4 separate regions of the Homo sapiens genome follow, and regions 2, 3 and 4 are each linked to region 1. Evidence: read pairs that join two places in POLR2A ChIA-PET (ENCODE). Cell type or tissue: HepG2. All regions are shown on one strand. Each heading gives the region's core, and the rest is flanking DNA. Links, peaks and the distances in the headings are about the cores only. Region 1 overlaps CCNYL1 (cyclin Y like 1). Region 2 overlaps PLEKHM3 (pleckstrin homology domain containing M3). Region 3 overlaps PLEKHM3 (pleckstrin homology domain containing M3). Region 4 overlaps PLEKHM3 (pleckstrin homology domain containing M3).

The links. ChIA-PET counts read pairs that join two places held together with the same protein. Peaks named below come from ENCODE experiments on the same cell type or tissue, not always from the same donor. Only the 100,000 strongest peaks of a DNase experiment are listed, where the experiment ranks them.
Region 2: POLR2A ChIA-PET joins it to region 1 with 15 read pairs; 2 of 35 experiments call an interaction of 5 or more read pairs at or near these places.
Region 3: POLR2A ChIA-PET joins it to region 1 with 25 read pairs; 6 of 35 experiments call an interaction of 5 or more read pairs at or near these places.
Region 4: POLR2A ChIA-PET joins it to region 1 with 14 read pairs; 7 of 35 experiments call an interaction of 5 or more read pairs at or near these places.

The regions. Positions count from the first base shown.
Region 1 is chr2:207,745,582-207,750,966 of GRCh38, forward strand. CCNYL1 (cyclin Y like 1) reads left to right here. Exons shown (of 10, transcript NM_001330218.2): 8 at 1,466-1,632; 9 at 5,376-5,385. Among named protein-coding and RNA genes, the nearest start is that of MIR4775, 6.5 kb to the right of the region's middle. In HepG2, for the core only: a CTCF peak has its summit at 663 (motif pointing right); DNase peaks (open chromatin) are centred at 670, 1,570, 2,490 and 4,958.
Region 2 is chr2:207,895,560-207,900,944 of GRCh38, forward strand. The region is part of intron 6 of PLEKHM3 (pleckstrin homology domain containing M3); the gene reads right to left. Among named protein-coding and RNA genes, the nearest start is that of PLEKHM3, 130 kb to the right of the region's middle. In HepG2, for the core only: a CTCF peak has its summit at 1,543; DNase peaks (open chromatin) are centred at 1,552, 2,112 and 2,562; H3K4me3 peaks cover 460 bases.
Region 3 is chr2:207,845,700-207,851,084 of GRCh38, forward strand. All of the region lies in intron 7 of PLEKHM3 (pleckstrin homology domain containing M3), which reads right to left. Among named protein-coding and RNA genes, the nearest start is that of FZD5, 78 kb to the left of the region's middle. RefSeq lists an enhancer at 3,474-3,973. In HepG2, for the core only: a CTCF peak has its summit at 2,433; DNase peaks (open chromatin) are centred at 352, 1,632, 2,322, 3,032 and 1 weaker place; H3K4me3 peaks cover 1,546 bases.
Region 4 is chr2:207,868,087-207,873,471 of GRCh38, forward strand. The region is part of intron 6 of PLEKHM3 (pleckstrin homology domain containing M3); the gene reads right to left. Among named protein-coding and RNA genes, the nearest start is that of FZD5, 100 kb to the left of the region's middle. In HepG2, for the core only: no CTCF peak of the experiment used is centred there; a DNase peak (open chromatin) is centred at 2,405; H3K4me3 peaks cover 854 bases.

The DNA.
Region 1 (5,385 bases), core at 159-5,158:
AGTTTGGAGAACACTGCCAGATCTGATCTGCCTATCTGATAACCTTCAGACAGTAAATAAGCTCTGTTAAAATGAACTTTTTTCAGGCTTGGCACAGTGGCTCACGCCTGTAATCCCAGCACTTTGGGAGGCTGAGGTGGGCAGATCACTTGAGGCCAGGAGTTTGAGACCAGCCTGGCCAACATGGTGAAACCCCGTCTCTACTAAAAATACAAAAATTAGCCAGGCGTGCTGGCGGGTGCTCAGCTACTTGGGAGGCTGAGGCAGGAGAATCGCTTGAACCCAGGGGGCAGAGGTTGCAATGAGCCAAGATTGCATCACTGCACTCCAGCCTAAAAAGATTTCTTTTTGTCTTGATACAGAGTTCAAACAGCATATAGACATACTCTTCCACAGAGAACCCTTTGAGGTAACAGCAAATTACAGCTTACCTCTGAAATCTTTACTCAGCTGTTCACTTTGCTCAGTTCTTTGAAGGATGTTTGGTAGATGTAAAATAATTCATGAAATTGTCTCATAAACTGCTTGGCAGGTTTAGAGGAATACCAGGGGTCCAGAGACATCCTTTTGTCCATCTGTGTTCCTTGTGGAGGCACTGAATACGGGGAATATTTTACAGCCTAAAGACCTGTCATGCTGCTCTGCACAGCAGCCACTGGGTGGCTCTCTTGACCAGCAGTTCTTCAAGCTAGTGCCACAAAAGGGTTAGTTACTGTGAAAAGGAGAAGGTAAAAATGTGCTCAGTATTACTTGGGTTTTACATATTTGAGCATAATATAGCTACCTGTAAAATTACTATCTACCATGCAAGTATGATACATTGTACCTGGTAGGCACTCATTATTTATTGAACAACTCTATTATGGGTGTGGAGGTGATAAGAGTGCCTCTCTTGATGATGCTGTTTGCTGAGATGTCCAGTCATTCCTGTGACTGGGTGGGAAATGTATATGGGCAGAATAGGCAGCAGAGATATCTGACCTACAACTGTGATTTAGTGTCTTGCTTTGGCTGAGTAAGCAAAGTCTCTGTAGAACATAAGAATAAAAGGCACTTATTTTCTGGTCAAAAACAAAAGAAATTTGTCAGTCATGAATTCTTATCAAAGCATTTCGGGGCCGGGCGCGGTGGCTTACGCCTGTAATCCCAACATTTTGGGAGGATCTGGTGGATCACCTGAGATCAGGAGTTCGAGACCAACCTGACCAAAATGGAGAAACCCCGTCTCTACTGAAAATACAAAAATTAGCTGGGCATGGTGGCGCATGCCTGTAATCCCACCTAGTCGGGAGGCCGAGGCAGGAGAATCACTTGAACCTGGGAGGCGGAGGTTCTGTGAGCCGAGATCGCACCATTGCACTACAGCCTGGGCAACAAGAGTGAAACTCCGTCTCAAAAAAAAAAAAAAAGCTTATCAAAGCATTTAAACTGAACTAAAATCAAAGACCAGTGCTCTATTTTACAGGTTTACTTAGAAAGGCTTTTAACTTATGCTGAAATCGACATTTGTCCCACCAACTGGAAAAGGATTGTTCTGGGAGCCATTCTTCTTGCCTCCAAGGTTTGGGACGATCAGGCTGTATGGAATGTGGACTACTGCCAGATCCTCAAGGACATTACAGTTGAGGACATGTGAGTTTGTAAGGTTTTGGTGAACTTTCTAACCATTTTCCAGTATCTTATTCCTATAAAGTTAACAATTTAAGGAATATTTTTAAAGGTTACATTATGCAGATAATGGAAATAGGCATAAGACTATATCTGTCTATCTTTAGTATAACAGTTCACAATAGAGCAAGACTGTCTCAAAAAAAAAAAAACTAACTTCATATTTTCCATCATTACTTGGTAGGTTTTGATGTGTAATAATCTGCTTGATAAATTGAAAAATATTTTTTGGGTGGTTTTTGGCAAAAATCTTACAAGTATACTACCAGAACAACATAGCACAGTAAATATCTTTATTTTATTTTATTTTTTGTTTTGAGACGGAGTCTTGCTCGGTTGCCTAGGCTGGAGTGCAGTGATGCAGTCTCGGCTCACTGCAAGCTCCACCTCCCAGGTTCAAGCGATTCTCCTGCCTCAGCTTCCTGAGTAGCTGGGATTACAGTGGGATTACAGGCATGCGCCACCATGCCTGGCTAATTTTTGTATTTTTAGTAGAGACGAGGTTTCACTGTGTTGGTCAGGCTGGTCTTGAACTCCTGACCTTGTGATTCGCCCGCCTCCGTCTCCCAAAGAGCTGGGATTACAGGCATGAACCACTACGCCTGGCCTCTTTATGGCTTTTAAAAAGTTATCTGCCAGTTCAAGCTCCTTTCTCTTTTTCATTCATTCATTCATTCATTCATTTATATCTTTTCATGTGACCAGTAGGGTATAAACAGCCCTTAAAGGGCATATGTCTGGCCTTTGAAATAATTGTTTGGCCACTATTAGGTCTTAGGGCCTCTGGACTATTGAGAAGTTACGTAGCTTCAACCTGAGTCACACATTGTATATTTGCTTTTGCTAGTCTTTCCACATTTTATCTGAAGGTCTGTTTTTACAGAAGCCTTGAGATATGAAGATCCCTGTGCCCCTGACCCCTCCCCATTAGGAGTGTTTTTTGTATTTAGAAATTGGTCTCCTGAGTTAGGAAGCTCCAGCGTTCCCCTCAGGCGGTCTGAGAAGCACTGCTGGGGCATCATCCAACGCTCACCACACTCGAGAGGCTCCCTGGGCACTCGGACAACCACAGCACCACTTTGGGGGCCTTGAGTTACCTATGAGAGTGCAAGGATCCTTGCTGAGTCATGGAGTTCCTCACAGATGGCACCAATATGACCCTGAAACAGCAGCTTCATCAGGGTTCCTTCCAGGCTGGCCTCGTGTCGGCCGTGAAGGGAAGGGCCTTGGAGCTTGGTAGGCAGGCTGAGCCAGGGAGGCATTTCCAGCAAAGGCTCTCAGGGTGCCCACCAGACAGTGAGAATGGCTTTGTGGGTGGCATTTAGAAAAATATGAAGGAGCACCTCTTGATGATGTTGAGCAGCAGAGGAAGATCAAGGTCATGACAGGCAGTGGCAAGAGTTTGTTTTTATTGCCTTTGCCCATTACTCCATATGACTGTCATTCAGAATTACCATACCATATATTCACAACTGAAGTGAGGATACTTGTGACTAAAAAGGAACCAGTAATTGTGGTAGCTGTTGAAGTGGCTTCTGGTGAAGTTGACCACTTTACTGTTTACCGAACAGCCCTAGTGATATTGCTGGTAGCCGTTTTAGCAAAGGGTGTGACAGCAAATGAATTTGAAACAAATGGAAGTACTTTTGGAAATTGCAGAAACTAAAGTGACTTTGATCACTGCTGTCATCCGTCTGCAAACTGGTTTCTTGAAGGAAGCAAAATTTATTATTATGAACACTTAGCCCTACCATGATGGCAGCTAAAATGTTCTCAAAACCTGCAACTGAACTGACTGGTGCTCTAGTTCAAGATACAGTATCAGAGAACCTGCAGGGAAATGTGCAGGTTTCTACAGATGTAAGCTTCAGGAGCAGTGGTGGCAGGGGCCAGCTCCAAGAAGACCAGTTCTAAATAGTGCTGTTTGTGTATGCCCAGGGAAGCACCAGGAGCTATGCTACAAACAGGCTGCTTTTGTTTATGATCTTTGGAAAGCATTTCAACAAACTGTTTAATATACATTTGTCTCATCCCCCTGCTGTTGACTATTTGTAGTGGTCTCATTTTGAGTCTAAATTGAAACAATTTTAAATTGGTGTCTATCAGGTTTTTCTTAAAAATTTTCAACAGCTACATGTCCTGTTAGAATATATTTCCCTTTAAAAGAATAAGTTAAACTGAGCAGCTGCTATTCAGACGGTTTGCTGTGCCTGTAAAGGGTATGCTATTCAGCCACCTAGCCATTTAAAAAAAAACAAAAAACCTAGAAGATGCATATTCTGTAAGCATAATGCTTTTCTTCAGTGATTAAACCTCTATTAATATGTGTGTTAATCCTATGAAGTACTATATTTCTACACAGTTAAAATGTATTAGTGGAAAAAATATAAAAGGGATTGTGAAGTGCATTTATTGCTGTAGTAAATTAAGTCCTGGTTAGCTGATTATCAAAACATTATCTGATTTACATTTCTATAGGCTTATGGACATATGAACAGGAAATTAATTTTGGAAGTAGGTTCAGTTGGGTTTTTAAGCTCAGCAAATGAGAAAACCACATCTCTGCTCATATTAACTGCTCTCCATACAGGAGATCATCAAGCATTTGTTGACTTACCCAGTGGATAAAATATTAAAACTTTGAAACCAAGAAACCAAATATGTTGTTTAGGTATTTATCATTTTTATACAGTTAACTCCTTATAGGGATTACTGTGAAAGTGGTTAAGATTTTCTCTAGTTTTATGTTTATTTGCTTAAGCATTTGGCAAGGGCAGCTGTGTGGTCATGTAGCCGACTACTACTCCCAGCCCTTTCCTCTCCCATTGCATTCAGCTCACTCCTACATTCTGTTCTGACCAGGACGGTAGATACTGAGCACCTCAGGGTTTCATTCCCAACTCAGAAGAAACACTGAGTTTTTAAGTCCAGTGACCTACCATAAGTCATATCATAAAATGGGTTTAGTCTAGCCAAGACATCCACCTTTGATCTTTCTGCCTTCCAAAGTTTAAAGAGTATCCTCACCCTGTCATAGTGACAATTTCTCACCTTCATAATATTAAAGTGAGCAGAAACTTGCATTATGCCCTTTGACATAGCCTCATGCGCCGGGACAGGGGGAGGGGATTCCCTTCCCCTGTAATGTAGCTTGCTTATTTATTTATTTGAGATGAATCCTTGTTGCCTCAAGAGTTTTTCCCCCTCAGAGATAATAGCAGTGGCTCTTGATGGATCCATTTGTTGCCGTGGTGATATGCCTACTCCTTTTGTTGGTGCTTCTCTACTTCAATAAGCCCCTTCCTGTTATCAGCCTGGTGAAAATGTCTGCAAGTTCTTCAGAGCTAATAAACAGCATACATCATTCCTTTCATCTGATCACTATAGTGGGGCCTTGTGAGTGAGCGTGAAGTATGAATTGTACAGCTGCACTAATGGAACTCTGAAGAATGAGGCCCGAGTCAGCAGCACAAGTGCATCGGAGGCCGTAACCTTCAACCTTCATCCCAGTTCCAGAGTGCTGGGATGCAGAAGGGACCACAAGTAACTGTACCTTATGTGAACATTAGTATGTTAATACAACTGGGTAGCCTATATTTTAAAATAGAGTTTAGAGCCATTCTAGTCTCTTAGAATGATATTTTTGAAGATAGCCCAGTTGACTGACATTGTCCTGTGCTGGTTCTGTTGTGTTCTTCCTCCTCCAGGAATGAAATG
Region 2 (5,385 bases), core at 101-5,100, 150 kb after region 1:
ATGGTGCCCCATTCCCTTAATGTCCCTTATAGCCCAAGTTCTTAAATAGTTCCACCTCTTGGAAACCTCAGCTGCAATGGGCTCTCTGTTGTTAGCCCAAACACAAATGCCAACTCACAGTTCACCAGATAACCTGACTGGTGCTGCCCGTTTTAGGAGGAAACCCGCTAGGTGGCATATTACCTTCTGCATGTTCTTACTGGCCAACTTTTGTTTACTGGGCATTATTTTAACTGCCACTGAATTGTAAGGTATTAAGACAACAATTTGTCTTTAAGGAAAATATAAAATCAGTATATTTAACTTGTTTTAATAAGCTGTCCTTCAGATCATATTTGTCAAAATGCTTAAAGCTGTTATTTCCTGACAAAAAGTTGAAATAGTTGACCTTTGGCAAATGGAAATCCAGCCATTTGTCAGTTAGAACTGAAGGTGCTGAGCCTACACTCAGCGACCTGGCTCTCATTCCAGGTTCCTTGCTGCACCCAGAAGCCTGGATACTTCGTGCAAACTGGCTGGGAGCCCCCAGAAAGCAGATACACGCAGAAAGACTTCCACAATTTCATCACTTCTCGAGCTCTATAAAATCACAGAATGAGGGCCCTAGAGCTGGAAGGGGCTGTAAAGATTGTTTAATCCAATCCTCTCACTTCACGAATGAAGAAACTGGGATTCGAGAAGTAAAGTAATACAGTTTCCATCCAAATACATGCCTGTGGTCCTCTTCCTGGGAACTGATATAGTTGCAAGGCCATAGCCAGAATAAAAAGTGACCTAAATGGGCTGTACTGTATGAAATTGTCATCTAAAGATGCCATACATCTTTAACAGAGGTTAACAGGATGGAAAATAATCCCTACCCGGGTTAAGTTAAAAATCCATTTTTTAAAAAGAAAGAAACTCAGCTTTTACAAAGTGATGAGAAATGATAGGGATTGGAATATTTTCAGAGGTAAGCTGTGCCTCCACTTCTGACTAAGACTTAATGGAACAAATGCATTCAGGGAGATGCATGGAATTTAAACACAATTCAACATCAGTTAATTCTAAGAGTAAAGGCCCTTCGGTCCAGTTCCCTTCCACCTCAATGTTAAAGGAAGCTAGAAAGCCAATTACATTCACAGCAGGGCCTCTCCCCTACTGCAAGGGAAGAATGTACTGCAAATTCTATGTGTGCTTTACAAGCTAGTAAAACTATAATTGCAGGTGGGAAGGAACATGGCGTCTCTTTGTTTCTGCCAACATTTCAGTCTGGTAAGCTTCTCTCCGCAGCTGTAGAAAGAGTGTGGACTCCATGGTTTTCTTTAAGCACAAAAATGTGTACTCCAGGATTCTACAAAATTTACAGAAAGACTGCTTTTTGTTAAAATTGAAAAGACGTCTGTGCATAGCCCACCAAAAGGTCATGCATTCTTGCAAGAAACAAGTGGCAAGATTCAGAGGGTAGGTAGTACCACTCACTCAAGCGCAGGCCTAGGGAGAGTTCCTTGGCTCAAGAGGGTGGGGGCTCTCCAGGTGCAATTCCCCTATGGAGCCACTGGGGAGGTCTGGTCTAGGATCATCCTGGAGGCAAAAGGAAATGAAGCTATTCTGCATTCCCTACCAAGGTGCTGCTCCATATGGTGACTATATAGCTGCAGCTATAGCAGGTTTCTATGGCCTAGATTCCCCTACGGAACATGAGGGGGAAAACTGAGACATAGCAAGCATTGCTTTTGTGGCAATGGTTGTGGTTTAGTGTCCACAGATGCAGTGTCTTGATGACGCTGAAGAAAACTCCCAGGAGCCGTTTATACAAGGTCCACACCTCACAGCAACACTAATAGCAATACTCTACCCCTAGTAAAGTGCCTATCTCCTAAGCCCTTAAGTGTCAGGCAAAGTTCTAAGTGCTTTATGCATACTAACTCTAAGGCCTCACAACAACCTTCGGGGGCAGGTACTATTATTCTCACTTCAGAGATGAAGTGCTTAAGGCACAAAGAGAAGTGACTTGCCCAAGGTCACCTAATATTTCTGGGGTGAGTCGGCATTTGAACATAGACAGGCAGCCTCCAAAGCTGCAGTGTGTGACCGCTGCAGCGGCCAGCACCTCTGCAATGCCCAATGTTGGATATCATCATCCCTTAGGAGACCTTTGCTCCAGGCAGAAACTCCATCCCATGTTCACCTCACACTGGCGTGCTGGCCTCCTAAAAGCTCCTGACAGCCATCTTAATTTTGATTTCTATTTAATTTTCTACCTCACAAAGCAATGTCAGGGTGAGGGAGTCTGGTGATACCTTTAGAATATGATTTATCAACCAACAGCTTAAGGGAATGTAGGGCTTCCTTGCTGCCACCTGACCTTTGTCTTCAGCCTTCCTAATGTTTGCATTGCTGCCCTGACCTTGCAAAGTGACCTGGAATAGCTTGGCTGTTTCCTTGTGTGTGTCCACTTTCAGAGTCCAGCTGTCAGCCTGTGCAAGTCTGCCAATTAGTATCTCAAGGGTTTGGGATGGGGTCTGCCGCCTTTTGAGGAGCACAATCTAACACTAACCTCCAAATTCCTTCTCGTAATTCAGCATTCATTAGTTTGACGGAACAAAAGCAGGCATTCTCTATTATAAAGCAGAGGTCAAAACTGGTGGCTGTGTTTTGTTTGGCCTGCAGAGTGTTTAAATATTGAGAAATTTCACATAAAAATACAGATTTCCGGCTTCTCTTGGAAAACGGGAAGAGCAGACAACTCTGGGGCTACTGAGTAACAGCTGCCCCTTTCAGATATGGAAGCTCTCTCTGGTTCATCTGCACAACCTGTCTCCCCTTGGGCCTGCTTCAGGGACAGATGCCATTTGCCTGGTCTCTGCAGGAATACCAATCAACATAGCTCTATTCTAGAGCCAGAATTCCCTCCTTTAAAACGTGAAATGGACCAGGCGTGCTGGCTCACGCCTGTAATCCCAGCACTTTGGAAGGCTGAGGCGGGCAAATCACTTGACCCCAGGAGTTCGAGATCAGCCCGGGCGACATGGCGAAAACACATCTCTACCAAAAAACCCCACAAAAATTAGCTGGGCATGGTGGTGCAAGCCTGTAGTCCCAGCTACACAGGGGGCTGAGGTGGGAGGATTGCTTGAGTCCAGGAATTCAAGGCCAGCCTGAGCAACATAGGGAGACTCCTACCTCTATAAAACATTTTAAAAATCAGCCGTAGCGTGGTGGCGCGTGCCTATGGTTTCAGCTACCTGGGAGGCTGAGATGGGAGGATTGCTCGGGCTCAGGAGGTCAAAGCTGCAGCCAGCCATGATCATGCCCCTGCACTCCAGCCTGGCCAGCAGAGTAAGAACCTGTCTCAAAAAAATAAATAAATAAAATAAAATAAAATAAAATTCCAGGAGCAAATGTGTTGATGGTTCACTAGGCTTTAGCCGGAAGTTCAAATAAAAGCCAAACAACAATATGAAAAGCTGCCTCCATCAGCCTTCTAATGTTTCCTCACAAAGATGGGTGTAATATTGTTGAAAAGCTGCAAGTTCCAAATATGGAGGGAATCGCAGGCCACTATCACATGGAGACAATGATGTCCGCTAAGACACATGTGGCAATGCTGTCTTCTGAGGTTGCCATGCATCCTGGTTACATTTCTGAATTGGGTGAAGTGCTGGAAACCTCCTCAGCCCTCAAACATCTGAATAGATAGTGCCTTCTGGTTATCCTTCTAGTCCCTTGAAGACCAACTGTGGGTGTGGTGGGATGGCTAGTCCAAGGCATCAAGGGATGAAATTCTACTGGACATCACCAAGTGGAACAGAATCATGAGCAGCTTTGACTACAAGTTCCTGGCACACAGACAGAGTGCAAGAGTTTGACCATAATCAGTAAGAATCTAGTCCGTTTCTGAGAAAATGTGCCCTTTCAATTTCAGGGGTAACATGGCTCCTGATACATAGTACATGCTTAATAAATATTTGCTGAATGAATAAATGAATAGGGAGAAAACACCCAGCGAGGGGCTTGGTGACAGAGTTGGGCTCACATTTCAGGTGCACAGGTGGGATGGAAAGATTTAAAACTCAATTCCTCGTTCTTGCACCTCAAGGCACATCCCAGAATCTTTCATTTCTGAGGGAAGTGAAGCGATACCGTTTTACTCATTCTACGAATGTTTTGTTGAGACAATTTATCAGAATAATCCTGAAGCATGCAGACAGTGTTAAGAAATGTCACAGTTGGTAGTGAAAATTTTCTTTAGCTTGCCCCCATGGAAGAAACACTGTAGATCAGATCATTAGAGTGGTTTAAGGTTACCATGGCCTCAAAGTTCTCTTCCTAGTCCTCTCTCTCTGGCTCATGATTATGGGCCAAAATTTTAACTTACAGTCATAGCCTCTAGGAAGCCTTCCCTGATGGCCAAGTTACTGGGTGTTCTGGTTACTATTACTGCAAAACAAATTACCCCAAAACTTAGTGGTGAAAAAAAACCAACGAACAAAAACCTAGTGGTGCAAAACAACCATTTTATTATGGGCTCACACATTTTGTCGGTCGGTCAGGACTCCAGGAAGGACACTGTGGAGATGGTTTGTTTCTGCTCCATAATATCTGCAGCCTCATCTCTAGCCTAGGTGAGAAGACTTGAAGGCTAGCAGCTGGAATCATGTGGGGCTGTCTTCACTCATCTCTCTGGTGGCTGATGATCGCTGCCAGCTAGAACAACTACCATATGAGGCCTGTTCATGTGGTTGTTCTATGAGGGCTAATCTGGACTTCCTTACAACATGGCCACTGGGTTGCCATGAGTGAGCATCTCCAGACAGCACCAGGTTGGAGCTATATCACCTTTTATGACTTGGCTTTGGAAATCACATGGCATCACTTCCATAGTCACAGACCTGCCCAAATTCGGGGAGAAGGAACACAGATCTCACTACTGAATAGGAGGAGCATCAAAGTCACAGTGTAAGAAAGACATGTGGGATGGAAGATACTGTTGCAGCTATTTTTGCAAAATACAATCTGCCACACACTTGGTCAGATGTATTCCCCAAGTACCCTAGGTTCAACTCCGCTGACTTCAACAATGCCTATCTGCCTCTCTCATCAGACTGTGAGCTCAGTGAGGGAAGGAATTGTGGCTTAATCACCTTTGCCTCCTCTGTGGCTAGCTCAATGATTGGCACACAGAAAGCATTCAATCAATACACACTTGTTGAATCAAACTGAATAGAAATGAAGAACCAGAAAGACTCCTGGGGCCCTTTCATGATGGCTGTTGGTGGCATAGGTTTCTACCACTGGCAAGACCGATGCTAACCTTACTCTATATCTTTAAGTAAATGTTCTTTGAAAACAGGCCCTCACTTCGTCAGTATTATGATTACTCTTTTAAAATAGGAAACAACA
Region 3 (5,385 bases), core at 129-5,128, 100 kb after region 1:
ATGTTAATAACTACAGATTATAGTTGAAATTACAGAATAAAGCAAACTCTCTATTCATTCATGAATTATTTATGGAGCAGTTACTAAGTGTTGTCTTAGATGGAGCAGTGAGCAAAATATAAAAAGTCTATTCCCTCATGGAGCTTACATTATTTCAAAACGGTGGACTGAACTGCAATTTGGATTTGTATCTAAATCCCTTTGGGTAAACAGAATAAAAATCAGCCAACTTTACGGAAAACATCATGACAAACTATCAAACACAAATACAAAATGCTGAGCAATGGAGCAGAAGCAAAGATCTTACTCCTTTTGTCAATAAAAGCTTAAAACAGTGCCATATGCCTGGTATGAAGGTCCAGCAGAGTGGTGGCTTGTCAAAGGTCACACAAATTAGTAGCTAGGAACGACATCGAGACTTCTTTGTTCCTAGTCCAGTGATCTTTTTGTTTTTTGTTTTTGAGATGGGGTCTTGCTCTGTCGCCCAGGCTGGAGTGCAGTGGTGCAATCTCAGCTCACTGCAACTTCCGCCTCCTGGGTTTAAGCAGTTCTCTGCCTCAGCCTCTCAAGTAGCTGGGATTACAGGCGCCCGCCACCACACCCGGCTAATTTTTGTATTTTTAGTAGAGATGGGGTTTCACCATATTGGCCAGGCTGGTCTTGAACTCCTGACCTCATGATCCACCAGGCTTGGCCTCCCAAAGTGCTGGGATTACAGGCGTGAACCACTGCGCCTGGCCCAGTGATCTTTTTATGGACTGGCCTGCCTGTGTTTATTCGATGGATCTTAATGATTTTAGAGCCAATTAAAATTTTTTTCCTCCAGCCTGGGCAACATGGTGAAACCCCATCTCTACAAAAAAAAATACAAAAATTATCTGGGCGTGGTGGAGAGCACCTGTAGTCCCAGCTACTCGGCAGGCTGAGGTGAGAGGATCGTTTGAGCCTGGGAGGCAGAGGTTGCAGAAAGCCAAGATGGTGCCACTGCACTCCAGCCTGGATGACAGAGCCAGATCCTGTCTCAAAAAAAAAAAAATTTTTTTTTTCTTTAAAAGTACCCATTAATATAAGTTTATAGATTAAATGTGACTATTTTTCTGGTTCTGATACAATGTGATAAAAAATGCTGGATATAAAATTATATATTCAATATGATTCTAACTATTTAAAAATACATATGTGTAGAAAAATGGAGAAATAATGGAGAATATTTTCTTTAATTTTCTGTACTTTTCAAATTTTCTATAATAAATATCAATTAGTTTTATAGTTAGAAAGTTAAAATGAGTTAAACGATGAACAATTCCTCTTTAAACAGCAAAAAATTAAGCTGTCTGAAATGCTTAAAGCTAAGATGATCAATACAATATTAACCAGATACCTAACTAGAAGCTTGGTAAGAAATGTGTCTAGGTGACAGCCATCTATTCAAGTGACCAAATGGCCTCAAAACACAATGGTGGCTTCAGCAGCTAGGACTGTGTTTATAAATGCACCATATTTATCAAGTGGCTTAATGGCATAAAGGGTCAGGTCAGCCCTGAGGTTTTCACAGAAGTCTCAGTTATGTTAGCAGACATTCTGAAACATTTTGACATGTGAATACAGAAGCCACCAGGCCAAGGTGAAATGTTATTTACCAAGTTACTCTTTGACTAAAGTTTAAAATCCAGAAAAACTAGCATTGTGCTGAAGAGTTTTCATTAAAGAAAACTGTCATTGACACAATAAACACATTTAAGAGTGGGCAGTCAGAGCTGAAGAAGGGTCAAATTCCATCTGGGGAGTCATCACCCTGCCTCTGCCATGCACACGACATGTGAGCTGTCTGGGCTTCAAGTTTCCCACCCCCAAAATGTCTAAAGGGTCCCCACAGTCCCTTCTATCTCTATTAGTTTATAATTCTAAAACACAAGCGAGAGTCTGGTCCTCCACCATTGGTATTAGAGAACCACTGAGAAAGTTCCTCAAAATGTTCCTCTTCAACACCAGAGAAAGAAAAGAACGATTAGAAACAAACAGCTCCTCTGAAAAGGTACTCTACAGAGGAGCAGAAGTTTCCTTTAGCTGCTTCTAGGATCCCACACCTCACTGCAATACTCACTGAGTGGCTGCTTCCCAAGAAAAGCCACAGAAAGGAAATATCATTAAAAAATGGCATATACATTGGGGGAAGCTACTCCCTCCCTGAAGACCGGCCTAGCCAAGGCTGTTGTTCTCTATTGTTGAACAGGATGTAACAAGACTGCCAAGCGCAGCCCACAAACCTGCTAATTAGGTGCCCTGACAGTGTTTGTTTTGGAACCATTTACCAACAAAGGAATGTGTCAGGCTGATTAGGGAGAAAAGGGTATGTAATGTATGTGTATTTGAGTCCAGATGAGGGCATAATCCAGGTATTTAGTCTGTTTGTGCAAGGACTCACAAAAACAAAGGCCGAGCAAATAGGAAGCCACGGGGAAAGCCCAGCTTCTGGGCAGTGCTTCTCTCCCCTTCTCCTCTGGAGTTTTGTTCCACCTGCCTCCATCCCCACCCCTTCCCCACCAAAAAATTTTGCCTAAACACTTAACATGAAAGTCTCTTTCAAAAAGTGACAAACTACAGCTGGTTCCTCAGAAAAATGAAAGAGTCTTTGTAAGGTTACTGACACATCTGGGGCTTGATGGTTTTTTTGGCAGGTAAGTAAGTGACAACTTTAGGCAAAATCATCTCCACATTCAGCCTCCATGGAGCCTTCTCCATGCACTGTGCCCAGGGGCAAATCTAAGGGCAACAGGGCAACAGAAAACACAGCTCTTGATGGACTGATTGTTCAAGCTGTGCTGAGAACAATTAGGCATCTCAGCACCATCTATGGGAAGAAGTAGTTCCACATTTTATAATAAAGCAGGTTCCTTCTTTTTAAACAAGCCTTTATATGGTTTGAGTACAATTAGGCATTTGAAGCTTCATGTGTACATGAGGCTTAAAGAAGGGAAGAAAGTGCCAAGGCAAAGAACAAAGTCCATGCCCCAACAAGTTTAGGTCCTCAGGAGCAGGGTGGTATGGATTGCAGTGAAACGCAAAATGACAAAGACCAATTCAAAACGTTGAGCGTGTTGGGAGGAGTCTCCATGTTCTTCAGGACAAGCTGGACATTTCTGAAGTCCGGCCAGATGGATGAAAGCAATGGGGCTTGGACTAAGTTTCATGGGAGGCTGCCTTTTTTGGTAAGATTACCTGACAAAATAGATTTTAAAAATGAAAAAGCGGATAAACCCTGTTAGAAGCTCATCTGCTATGCACTTTTCCATGAGGCTGATGTTTGTTCTCAAGACTGATGTAGAAAATATTCTTTAAATGTGTGCAGACTGGCTGGGCGTGGTGGCTCATGCCTGTAATCTTGGCACTTTTGGAGGCCGAGGCGGGCGGATCACTGGAGGCCAGGAGTTCGAGACCAGCCTGGCCAACATGGCGAAACCCCATCTGTACTAAAAATACAAAAACTAGCCGGGCATGGTGGTGCACACTTGTAATCCCAGCTACTCAGGGGGCTAAAGCTGGAGAATCGCTTGAACCCGGGAGGTGGAGGTTGCAGTGAGCCGAGATCCTGCCACTGCACTCCAGCCTGGGCCACAGAGCGAGACTGTCTCAAAAAAAAAAAGTGTACAGACTAGATGTAGTAGCAGAGTATGCTAACTCAAGTGGTAAGCAGGTAAGATTTTGGTGTTAATAAGTTCAATGCCCTGTGTGCCACCATTATTTCTTAGAAGAGGGGATGGAGTGGTCAACTACTTGTGCACAAAGAAAAACTGGCAAGCAATGTCCAGCCTACACCTCTGAATTCCAGTGCTTTAAAAAACAACCCTTTTTAGAAGAGTAACCACAGAGCTGCCGATGCCCTACTAACAAAGGAAGAACACCTCCTCTGATGCCTTCCCTGGTGTTAGTGAATGTTGCTGACCAGGGCAGGCTTATGCTGTCATCAGTGAAACACCTTAAATGGTATGTCAATTGCTTCAACCTTATATAGAAAGCTTTAGTGTTACCTCAGACTTGTGTTATGCTCCTCTATCTTTGGAGGTGTTTTATATTCCCTTAACTAATTAGTTTATTTAAAAAATGTTGTCAGTGTTCTTATGAATGCATATATACTTAGGCAAGCTTAAACCAAACAGTAAGTATTTATGTAACGCTTAGTCCATTTCGTGTTGGTAAAACAGAATACCTGAGACAGGGAAACATTTTTTTAAAAGTTTATTTGGCTCCTGATTCTGGAGGCTGGGAGGTCTAGGAAACATGGCACTGGCATCTGCTCAGCTTTTGGTGATGCCTCGAGCTGCGTCACAAATGGCAGGGAAGTGGAAGGGGAAGCAAGCATGTGGAAAAGGACCAAACACAGGAGGCAACTCGCTTTCTAGCAACCCCCTATCACCAAACTAACCCAATCCCTCCAGAACTCATCCATTCCTGTCAGAAGGAGATTAATCCATTTTAACGACCTCATCACCTCTTAAAGGCACCACCTCCCTACACCTCTACGCTGGGGACCAAGCTTCAGCAAGATTTTCTGGGGACACACCATATTCAAACCATAGCAAATGCCTACCAGATGGAGGATACCAACACCAGTTTTCAGTAGAATCTTCTCATAGAATACTCACATTTAAATACAGTGCCAAGTGGCATAAAGGTCACAAAGTCTTTAAGTACAATGTTCTTCATAGTGAAAAACCTAGGAGGATGACTTACATGTCACATGAAAAACTCACGAAAGCCAAATGGACAGGACAGAAATGATGGAACTGATTTATCACAGTTGGTTTATTTTCTAAGTCCCATGTTAAAAATGCATGCTGAGGGTTTTTAAGATGAAGTGTTTATGTACTTGTAATCTCGAAGCATTTCAAGGTTCAGAAATAGCATCTCTGCAGAAATGTAGAAAGCAGGATTGTCTCCTTAGCAGCATTAGGAAAGGGATCTTAATAACGAGAGAAGATTAGGGATGTGTAAAAATGTCAGAAAGAAAGCTGCATAGGAGGCAATTTAAGGATTAAAAAAAAATCTAAGTCCTGGGTCATTTTGTGGATTTATGTGACTTTTTTGCTTTTATATTCATTGTTTTCCCTTAAATCATAGAGCAGTGTCAGCCTAATCTTCTGATTTGTAATTCTTAAAAGTTAGAGCCCTTCCTGGCCAGGCACAGTGGCTCACGCCTGTAATCCCAGCACTTTGGGAGGCCAAGGCGGGTGGACCACGAGGTCACAAGATTGAGACCAGCCTGACCAACACGATGAAACCCCATCTCTACTAAAAATACAAAAATTAGCTGGGCGTCGTGGCACGCACCTGTAATCCCAGCTACTAGGGAGGCTGAGGCAGGATAATTGTTTGAACCTGGGAAGC
Region 4 (5,385 bases), core at 151-5,150, 120 kb after region 1:
AAACTGCTGTGACTTGCTAGAGTGACCACAGTCCTCAACAGGGCTCAGCGTGGGGAAAAGTCCTAGAAACAGTGTGCTCTGGCTAGAGTTGATGCAGGGGAATCTACTATCACTGAGATCAAGCCAGGACCAACTAGGACAAAATAAACTTCAAAATGACTTCCTTAACTGGTCAAAGCTTATTATTATTTTTTTTTTTTAAATCTAAACATGGTAGAGTTTTTGCTTCTCAGAAACTGGGGTATTTTCCAATGGATAGTGGTGGACTCATTAGGGAGTCTCCCAGAGGGGCTGGCCTTCGGGAGCTTTCCATACCCCATCATAACTCAGTTGTCTCTGGGTATTGGGAAGTAGTGGGGTAGAGTGGAAAAAGCAAGGCTGATCTGAGGACAAATTCTAGCTCATCTACTTTCCAGCTGTGAGACTTTGGCAAGCTACTTAACCTCTTTGAGTCTCAGTTTCCTTAACTGAAAAATTAGGACAGTATCCACTTTGCAGGGTTGAGAGAAGGATCAGATTTAATACATTGAAAGCATCGAATATAGTTTCTGACTTACAGCAAGGGATCAATAAATAATAGCTAATTAGCTTATCCCAATCTAAATAGAGATTTTCTATGATTTAGACTCATTCCTCCTTTTAAACACTTGAGATTTACATCAAGGGGAAGGAAAAAAGCTATGAAGGCCACATGTCATTTTTTTTTTAAAGGAAGACATCAAGTTGTTCATCTGTTTGGATGGGATCAGTAGAAATTAATGTAAAGCAGTCACATCCATTTCTTCTGATATTATCTGTTTGGATGGGATCAGTAGAAATTAATGTAAAGCAGTCACATCCATTTCTTCTGGTATTGCTGTAAATAAGAAAACAGGGCTTGTACAAGCATACGTAATTTTGCCAAGGCCAAAATGCTAGGGGGAAGACATTTAACATGCCTCAAACTTAATCTGAATCACTTACGTAAGATAACATCTTAGCAACACCTGGAAATTGTGTCTTACTCCTTTCCTACTTGTACTTAAATTAGTCATAGGCTAATATAACTTTATAACAACCCCTCAAAAAGTCAAAAGGACACTTCATCTTTAGCATTAGAAGGCTGGTAGTTTTTAGTTAAACCAGGCGGTCATTTGGTAATATGACTAGTGATAGTGAAACAGACCTGAGATGAGGTTTAGTTATCTCTATTTATTCCCTCAAAGGGCATGTCTACGTGAACAAAATCATGACAGTGTAATTAGAAGGAAACGTGTAGCTCTTCCCCCATTTCCTTGCTTCCCTGCACTCAACCTCCTTTCCCTTTCTCCATATACCAAATTGCCCTATCTCCTTGAGAAAAGGCAGATGTCCAAAATAGGGTGAAAGTTTGTTTCTGTTTTCCATTAAACTTAATGTCTTGTACTAAGGAAGGTACTAGTCTGATTTATTTACTTGGGGAGTGTGTATATATGACTATTTCAGAGGTGTTATACTAACTGGGTATTCAAAGAATACACATTTTCATTTGTAACAAAATTAGGTCACTTTATTGCCCTGTAACACAAAGACAAAATGTAGCATCAAGCTTGTATCGGCTTCCAGATTTTGCTATTTTTCCACCTTTGCAGTCTGTCTATAAATTCTTTTCACCATCATTTTAGGTACTTCTAGAACTCAAGGAACTGCCAAATATCACTTTCCACCATCCAGTCCCTGACAAATATGTCAAATATGCTTACCCTTCTTGTGTGAAAGAAGCCCATGAAATCTGCCTGGTTGAACTTCCAGCTCAGGGATACACACATTTTGCCTCCCTCTTCTATTCTGGTCAAGATGGTCAGCATTGGAATTTGAGGCCTATGGCTTTCTTGCAGACTAAGACAACAGACTTTATTTGATTTACTTTCTTGCAGACCAATCAAAAATTACAATTAAGTTAAAAAATAACCTAGTGCTGCCTTCCCCAAACCACAGTTTCAGAAACAGCTGCTTATTACTCATGTGTGGCACCAGGAAATTGCAGTGTCATGTTCAAGGTCTGCAGCCAATAGAGATCTGTGGGATTGGGAAAAGGGCACAAATGATTCTTTTATGTTGGTTACCTTCACTCCCTCAGCACCACCACAAAATTCAAAATTTATGGGGGGCGGAGAAGACAGAGAACTAGTAACCTGGGCAAGAAAAAAGAGAGGAAAAAGCTCTTTCTCATCAAATTTCCTTATGCATTGGCTAATTCCTTCCCTCTGATTTGTCAATTTACCTTCCATTTCAAAACAAGCTTCCTTAGCCATTGTGTAACATCTAGATTTGGAGCGACTGTCGGGAATGCTTTGGTGAAGAGGGCTGCTGCACTTGACAAACAACTCCGTCTCTGAAAGTCTAACCAAAAGACCCAATTCACAGTGAACGGTCACCTGCCACTCACTAGGAACAGGCTGGCTTGACGAAATGGAAGAATCAACATTGTCACACATTGTGAAATAATTTCCCATATAGTTCAGTTGCATTTGCCTGGCCAGACAACCATGAAAGGTTGCATTTTGTTTCTAGGGTCATTTCTCAGTTCATTTAATAGGTGGGTAGAGTGAAGTCTAGTGGCCTTGGCCAGGTGAGTTCATGGGAAGTTAGGAAAAAACAGCCTGTGGATTCTGCTCAAGCTTGAAAATCCTAACACACCTCACGAGACTATTCTGAATCCTCAATTTTAAATTTTACTTCTCTTACTCATCAATCCTTAAAAATAGAAAATGAAAAGTAAGCTGGATGTGGGGGCTGATGCCTGTAATCCCAGCACTTTCGGAGGCCAAGGTGGGAGGATCACTTGAGCCTAGGAGTTCCAGACCAGCCTGGCAATGAAGTGAGATCCCTATCTCTGTAAAAAATTAAAAAATTAGCCGATTGCAGTGGTATGCACCTGTAGTCCAAGCTACTTAGGAGGCTGAGGTGGGAGGATCCCTTGAGCCCAGGAATTTGAGGCTGCAGTGAACTACGAGCTATGATTGGGCCACTGTGCTCTAGCCTGGGTGACAGGGCGAGACCCCATCTCAAAATAAATAAATATCACCAAAGTATATGGGATATTCCTATTTCAAAAAGTTGTTCAAAACTCCATTTTCCCATAATTAACCTTTGAGCTCCTTATCATGGCTCAATGCTGGGATGTTTGTACATAAACATAGAAGTGTCTCTTTTCTAATTAGCTGCTCCTCACCCTCCCCAATCCATTATGGGACTACTCTAACAAGACTTAAATTTTGGCTAATCAAGCACTTTACTGAGGGTGGATTGTGATGCCACCAATTAGCTCTTATCTGATCCTCTCCCAAAGGTGATAATTTCTGCTTAGAGCTGGGAAACTATGTGATAGTTTAATCTGGTTTAATGCAATTGGGTAGATTTATGAGTGGCCACCATCACTCCTATCAAATTACATTTTGCTCTCTGCTGGAAACTAGGTCTTAGGGAATAAAAGATTTAAAAAATTTCAATTTCATTTTTCTCAGTGGCTAGAATGGCAAAGATGAAACCGAGAAGGCACATTTCTTATCCAGAAAAATATATGGGATGGGGTCTACTTCAGACAGCTTTTCTGCACTAAGTGCCTCAAGGGTTGTGGTTTAGTTAAACCACAACTCCATGGAACTTAATGAAGCATTTGCAAAGAGTAAGTACAAGAATGTGGTCCAAATATTCTGAGCTCAAAACAGGTTATATGATCTGATATAGGTACATGTGTTTTATTTATGAGGAAAATAAACTACAGTATTTTAAATTGAGACAATTCCAGAAAATTCTCATAGATGGTCAGCAGAATTGTGCTTCTCTGTTGAGTTAGTTACATGTTTGAAATAAATCTGATTTAGGTCTCTACTATTCCTTTTAGCCCGAGTTCTGACATTACTGACTCATTGAGCAGTAAATGAGGAAAAGTTCTAAGCAGACTTTTTAACTCACCTTCGTTACTTAATATATGAGAAAACTGAGCCCAGAGAGGTGATGAGCTCTACCTAAGATCACCCAGCTAATTAGTGACAACTTCTGACTCACTTTCTTAAGCACCCCTTGCTACTCCAAGGAAGGGGCCTTTCTGAGGGCATCTGAGGTCAGAGTGTAGCCCCAGGATTTGGTTCAGCTCAGGAATTCTGAGGTCACTGGATGCCTACTGACCCACCTTGTAGAAATGTAAGATTTCTAAAACTGAGTTCCTGCACAGAAGCAGGATTGTGCAGACTAAATTAGCCCAGGTTTAGATCCACAGTTTTGATCTGAACTGGATCTGCCTTTGGCTTATTGAAAAATAATACCTCTAGTCCTTATATGAAGTTCTTGTATAAAAATTCTTTTAATGGTCACATCTCATGCAATTTTCTGAATATGAAGATGATCTTTAACAGCATCTTATTGGCTCAACTAGGGGAAACTCATAAATTAAAGTTACACAAAATTCTGTGACAGAAATGGATTTATCATCAACTTAAACCCGAGGCGGCCGGGCGCAGTGGCTCATGCCTGTAATCCCAGCACTTTGGGAGGCTGAGGGGGATGGATCACCTGAGGTCAGGAGTTTGAGACCAGCCTGGCCAACATGGCGAAACCCCGTCTCTACTAAAATTACAAAAAAATTAGCCGAGGGTGGTGCTGCATGCTTGTAATCCCAGCTACTCAGGAGAATCACTTGAACCCGGGAGGCGGAGGTTGCAGTGAGCCAAGATCGCGCCAGTGTACTCCAGCTTGGGCAACAGAGTGAGACTCCGTCTCAAACAAACAAACAAACAAACAAACACCTTAGGCTATTTGCCAAAACTAGAGAAGTAACTTTATTAAAAGGAGAAGCAACTACAGCTGAGGAAAAACAGAAAGCAAAACAAAGCAACTCCCTGTATGTACGTATGTGGGAGAAACTAAAGAAATATGGCTTTTCAGAAACAGAGGAAAAACAAAAGTAGCATTACCTGATCATGTAGGGGAATGAACCATAAGAGTTAGGAGAGACATGAAAGGCTGAGAGCAAAGAAGGGAAGAAGTAGGGAAGGATGAAAGCAATAATAATAATAATAACAATGATAGTGATATTTAAAAAAAGAAGAAATTGGGCTTGATGGTTCTGTGGCAATTTTTTTTTAAGTTTAAAAAATAGAGAACACAGGCTTATAAAGAGGGAAGAAAGTTTCATTGCTCAATGAAGCTGATTGAGATCTGAAATGGGAGTTGGAAATCTTGGTTTCTATTCCCAGCTATGTCCCCAGTAAGCTCTATGACCTTTTCTGTTAATCACTTAACTTCTCCATGCCTCAGTTTCCTCATCTACAAAATAAAGTGATTCTATTCAGTCATTCAAAACTAGATGATCAATAGGGATCTCTTTCAATTTGAAGATTGTACGATTTTATAATTAACCAACAA